Linked DNA regions of Mus musculus: region 1 is linked to region 2. The links are chromatin loops, found by intact Hi-C in ENCODE. Cell type or tissue: heart. All regions are shown on one strand. Links, peaks and the distances in the headings refer to the core of each region. The heading gives the core; the rest is flanking DNA.

The links. Hi-C counts contacts between places; a loop is a spot of excess contacts. Peaks named below come from ENCODE experiments on the same cell type or tissue, not always from the same donor. Only the 100,000 strongest peaks of a DNase experiment are listed, where the experiment ranks them.
Region 1: it touches region 2 in a loop (2.6-fold over the local background); 3 of 42 quality-filtered maps call a loop at or near these places.

Annotation. Positions count from the first base shown.
Region 1 is chr1:185,202,496-185,205,405 of GRCm38, forward strand. It overlaps Rab3gap2 (RAB3 GTPase activating protein subunit 2), which reads left to right and starts at 1,673. Exons shown (of 35, transcript NM_001163754.1): 1 at 1,673-1,858. The coding sequence starts at 1,747. In heart, for the core only: no CTCF peak of the experiment used is centred there; DNase peaks (open chromatin) are centred at 896 and 1,576; H3K4me3 peaks cover 2,267 bases; H3K27ac peaks cover 1,820 bases.
Region 2 is chr1:185,327,349-185,330,258 of GRCm38, forward strand. Iars2 (isoleucine-tRNA synthetase 2, mitochondrial) reads right to left here and starts at 2,053. Exons shown (of 23, transcript NM_198653.3): 1 at 1,673-2,053; 2 at 272-394. The coding sequence starts at 1,939. It also overlaps a transcript of Bpnt1 not described here. In heart, for the core only: CTCF peaks have their summits at 612 (motif pointing right) and 1,519; a DNase peak (open chromatin) is centred at 2,023; H3K4me3 peaks cover 1,797 bases; H3K27ac peaks cover 1,703 bases.

The DNA.
Region 1 (2,910 bases), core at 259-2,758, 120 kb before region 2:
AACTAACCAGTATCCTGGAGCTCTTGTCTCTAGCTGCATATATATCAGAAGATGGCCTGGTCGGCCATCAGTGGAAAGAGAGGCCCATTGATCATGCAAACTTTATATGCCCCAGTACAGAGGAACGCCAGGGCCAAGAAGTGGGAGTGGGAGGGTGGGGGAGTGGGTGGGGGAGCGTGTGGGGGACTTTTGGGATAGCATTGGAAATGTAAATGAAATAAATACCTAATTTAAAAAAAAAGAAAAAAAAGAAAGTAAGCTAAATGGGTTTCAAGAGCTTCATCAGAGACAGAGCAATTTTTTTTTTCATTTACAAAATTAGGATAACACATTCTTTTGAAGTCAGCCATGGTACAGTACACACATATAATCCCAGTGCTTGGACATTGAGGGGAATTGAAGGTTTGAGGCTAACCTGGACTACATGGCTAGACCTTATCTCAAACAATCAAAGAAACAAGACTCCTTGAAGATATTTATGACAGTCTAACTGGGCAAGATATGGAAATGTACTTTCAAATCCAAGTAAAAGACTCAGGTTGGTCTTTAATTTATGTGTATATACTTCAGTAAGTATTTATCAAGGACTCAACTGGGTGCCAGATCCCATGCTAGAGACCAGGTATTTAAGGGGTTAAACGGATCCCCAGTCCTCCAGGAGTCTATAAGGATGGTGCTTTCCTTATCCAAAACCCAAAGGAAAAGTACAGGGTCAGTCTCCCCAGCTCTGTTCTGCCGTGCTGTTTTGTTGTTCTTTCCCGCCTAGCATTCTCTCAGTTTTAGTTAGCTGAGTAAGTAATTGCTTCACTTGGCCTGTGTTAGTCACTAGCTTTTTAGTTCCGTAGGAATGTGTCCCTTTCTGTTCCGAAGCTCTGTGCCTAGAGTGTGGCTGGCACGGAAAACACTAACAAATACTTGTTGGGCGGTTAGATGAACAAACGGATGAAAAGGCAAACGGACGATTACAGAGCACCATTCAATACTGCGCTGGTCCTGTTACTACATCGGGCTTTCACAGAACCGTGGCAACTTATAGATAGGAGTATTTATTTAATACGAGCCCTTAAGGAGCTGCTTTCCATCGCTTTGTTACTTGAGACACTGTTTTTGCATTGTAGCCCAGGATAGTGGCTTCAACAGCCAGAAATTCACCTGCCTCAGACTGAGGTAGGAAGGATTACAGGCATAGGCGCCGCAGACTCTTTTGGGAGTTGGGGTATAGGTGCTGAGGATAGCCTTCCACATTAAAAAAAAAAAAAACAAAAGCACAAACAAAATTACGAAGTTCTCAGGCACCTGCCCACACTCAGCTTAAACCGCCTGATCTGCGAACGATCTAGGTCGTGTCCGTAGAAGCACACCAACAAGATTGTTTGGGTGACTCAATGGCCCCCGCAAAGTTCAATTAGATCACCTTTGGAGGAAGGCCAGAATGACGGGACAAGCTCGCCCAAGAAAGAATGCGGCCAGGCTCCACGTCTAACTCTCCGCCACAAGACCGCGAGTCACGTGTCCGAAGCTGCACCCTCCCTCGGCTCCCGCTCGGCCCGCGCACGCGCAGCTTCGGGGCGTCCCGCGCATGCGTAGCACCCTCCCCTCGCGAGGAGTGCTGACAGCTTCCGGTCTGGCGTCCCCGCCCCCCCAGGGTAGCTGAAGCTTTCGGGGCTCCGTGCTGTCAGCCTTCGGGTGGAGTGGCCCGGGCGTGGCTAGGGACCACGAGCCCCGCGAGGCGGGGTCCCTGCAGCCATGGCCTGCTCCATCGTCCAGTTCTGCTCCTTCCAGGACCTGCAGTCCGCGCGCGACTTCCTATTCCCTCACCTGCGGGAGGAGACCCCCGGCGCCCTGAAGAGGGACCCGAGTAAGTGTCCCGGCGACCGGGACGCGGCTGCAAGCCTCCCTTCCCTCGGCGTCCCGTCTCTCTCAGCCTCAGCCTTTTGCGTCTCCTGTCCTGTCGCCTGTCTGTCACCGCTCCCCACCCCCTCCTTCCCAGTCCCAGCTCCACGTCTTCTCCCTATGCACACCACCTGCTCAGAGATAGCATCCTCCGTCCCAGTCCCTGCCTAATGTCAGCCCTCCACCCTGTGCTTGTTCCAACTCCCATCCTTCTCCATTTCTGGCACTGTATGTAGCCTTTGCTCTGCCCCTTCAAGAGGTGCTTAGCATCCCCACCCTCTTCCATCTCTTTTCTGTCATTCAGATTTACGGAATAAATGGCCGATTGGCAAGTGAAGGGTTTTTAAGGTGGTGAGTAAACTGCCAAGTAAGAAAAGTAACCTCTTAGGAAGTGAGGAGAATCCAGGGTAGGAACTAAAATTACAGCCACATGGTCGAGAAAAGTTAATTGGCGTCTATTGAGGTGAGAAACAGCGCCTGTTATTACCATCAAACAACGTTAACAAGCCCTACTTCATGAATATAAATCCCAAAGCTGCTTACTAAATGCTGCGTATTACCTGAGGATTTTATTATATGCTCCTTTATTTCTCCTTTTGAAAGAGGGTATCTTACTCTGCTTTCTTTATTTTTAATATGAAAATCACTTTGCTCTGTAGACCCAGTAATAATTTTTAAAAAACCACTCTCCTTTTCACTATTTAGAAGCTATCCCAGGGCACTAGGGAGATTCTGCTTCCTAGTAGGGTCTGTCTGAAAAGTAATGTTTGAAAATATCAAATATGGGAGGAACTAGGGATGAATAGTTTGTACCAGTCATTGCTGCTCCCTACCACTTAAGTTTGGTAGTTTCCGTCTGGTAGCACTATGATTCACTGGTAATGTCACGTGTGAGTGAGGGTGCTCTAACATGATAGATGGCTTGACAGGCGCGTGTGTTGAGAGAGAAAGAAGGCCATATCTGAAATGCTTGTGGAGACGTCCAACACTTGGTATGGCAGCTGGAGTCAAGGTGAT
Region 2 (2,910 bases), core at 129-2,628:
CAGGAGCAGGGCTAGTCTCCCACATGGTACATCCCGGGTTCCTTACCACACACACAAGGTGTATCTGGAATGCAGTTCACTAGAAGAATACTTACCTAGCACAAACAAGGCCCTGGGTTTGACTCCCAAACACCATAATAAATACATAAACTCACTAATAATTCATGTATTTGCACAGGCCAATACTAGTTTATATAATTACCATACACAGACAATATAAACTCTTTAGCAGAGTACTTACTTCCAAGCTCTACACTTCAATTCTAATTACCTTGTTCAGGGCATGCCCAACATGAGGGTCACCGTTGGCATAAGGAGGCCCGTCATGAAGGCAAAATTCCGTCTTTACTTTTCTTTCTCTTTGCCAGGAATAAAGCTCTGAAAAGCCACATTTCTGTTAAAAAAAAAAAAAAAAAGCCAATGTTTAGATATCACATAAATACATAGACCCTTATCAATACCTGGTCATCATTTATCCCATTCCAATCCATTCAGCCCAGAAATAGAACCTGGAAAACTTTTTGGAATAAACTAGAATTCTCTTAACACTTTCAGTAGTCTTTATTTATTTATTCTTAAGATTTTCTTTATTTTATTTATATAAGTACACTGTAGCTGTCTTCAGACACACCAGAAGAGGGCATCAGATCCCATTACAGATGGTTGTGAGCCACCACGTGGTTGCTGGGATTTGAACTCAGGACCTCTGGAAGAGCAATCAGTGCTCTTAACCACTGAGCCATCTCTCCAGCCCTTCAGTAGTCTTCAAAAATCCCAACAATTCTTCAGACTAAAGTGTAAACGTTTATGTGGCATGGTGGCTCTAAATTCTTAGCAAGTCTCTCAGTATTCACTACCTCAATACAGACCTGCTGAAAAACCTGTCTATTCCCAGTCCACTCTGCCACCCAAAACACACTGGTAATTTATTCTTTCAATTCTTTGGCCTCAATAATTCCCTAAATCCAAAGAATATTCAGGCTAACGCTATTCACTTAAGCAGTATTCCTGATTATCAGAAATATCTTAAATACTCTAGTGTGCAGACACTAACGAATGAATCTCAGACGTTAGCAAATTCAGTATGACATAGGAGACAGATACCGACGACACAGGGGACCCAGAAAAGGGCCGCTACTTTGTCCTTCAAAGAAATCATGATTCCTGTGAAAAACCTAAACATGTGACTAAGGTGGGGTTCAACCTCCCTTCTTTGGTAATACTTTTATAATGTTTTAAGTTTAGTTTTAAGTTTCTCTTTGATTATTCGTGTGTGGTGCACGCGAGCGCGGGTGCCTGCAGACAGAGGTCAGGCATCGGATCTTCTGGAGTTGGAGTTACAGGTGGTTGTGAACTGCCAGACTTGTGTGCTGGAAACGGAACGCGGATCCTCCGCAAGGGTGGCAAGCGCTCTTAGGCGCCGAGCTACCTCTCCAGCCCACTCCTGAAGTTTCATTTACACATGCTCACGCTGGCTACTTTCTGACAAGTGACAAAGGGAAAAGTGTGCAAAGCCGACTCGCTGGGAGCGGAAATCGGAAGGTGCTCGGTGCGGCTCCGGGCTTCACTTTGGAACCCGGCCCGCTGGGCGCTCGCCGGGGAAGCCGCGCGGCCTGCAGGGTTCCCGCAGAGCTGGCCCGCCCCGCCCTGCTCGGGTGGCCGCGTCCGGTACCTGCTGGATCTCCAGCTCCATGTCGGACTGCTGGCGGCCCAGCAGCTTCATCGGGAAGCTGGTCTGCGGCAGCAGCACCGTGTCACGGTATCTGCCGCCTTTCGAGCTGCTCTGGGGGCTGTCCGCCCCGGCCACGGATCGTACCACGAGCCTCCTCGTCATCCCCAGACACCCTAGGCGGCTGGGCAAACGGGCTGGCCCCCAGAAGCTCCCAGCCGCGGCGACCGCCGCCGCCCCGGGCCCGCGAGGGCACAGCCCCCAGTGCATGGTGGACGAGCCGGGCGGAGCCCTCCGCACACGGCCCACGGCAGCCGCCCGGTACCTAAAGGTAGAGACCCTTGAAGAGCTCGGCGGCGAGGAACTGCGCACGCGCTCCGGGGCGGAAGGGGCGGGGCAAGAGCAAGGGCGGGGTTTTCCGGCTTGGAAGTCTGTATCTCTACAGGTCTTTCATGAGGTCTAGTAGGGGTAGAGAGAGGTGTTTACTATCACTCGGCTTTCCCCAATCAGATACATTTAATTAACTTGTCCAGGGTCATAAACAAAAGTAGCAAAGCTAAAGCCGTGCAGTGGTGGTGCAGGGGATTAGTCCCAGCACATGGTGGCAGAGCCAGTCGGGTCTCCAAGTTCGAGGCTAGCCTGGTCTACAGAATGAGCTCCGCAGGACAGCCAGGGCTACACGGGTTTACAACTGTAATTTTGCCATTTTTGTGCCACACTTTAACAAAAATGTATAGAAAGTGACTACAAACAAGATAAAGGAAGGGGGGAAAGGTAAGCACAGGCAATTCATAAAAAAAATATAGCCAATGAATGCAAAACTATGCTCACCTTTGGGAGTCAGGATGACACAGAGCCATCTAATAGATTAGAACAAGCATGAAGTTTGGTAGCAAGTATCGAGAGAGTGGAAACGTGGACTGCCAGAGGTAGTATACAGCCTGTTTTGCCTTCTCATTTCCGTGTGTGTGTGTGTGCATATTTGCATGTGTGGGCATGCATCTATGTGTGCATGTGGAAGTCCTAGGTTGATGGTGGGAATCATCTTCCATGCCTCTTTCACCTCATTCAAGGAGTTAGGGTCTCTCAGAAACAAAGAGCTGGCCCATATGGTTAGTCTTTCTAAGCAGCTGGCTCGGGGGATGCGGGCCTTCCCCCGCACCTGGAATTATACACGGTGTTTAAGCGTTTTTGTGAATTCTCCTGTTTGTACCACCATCTCCCCTGCTCTGTAGTAAATG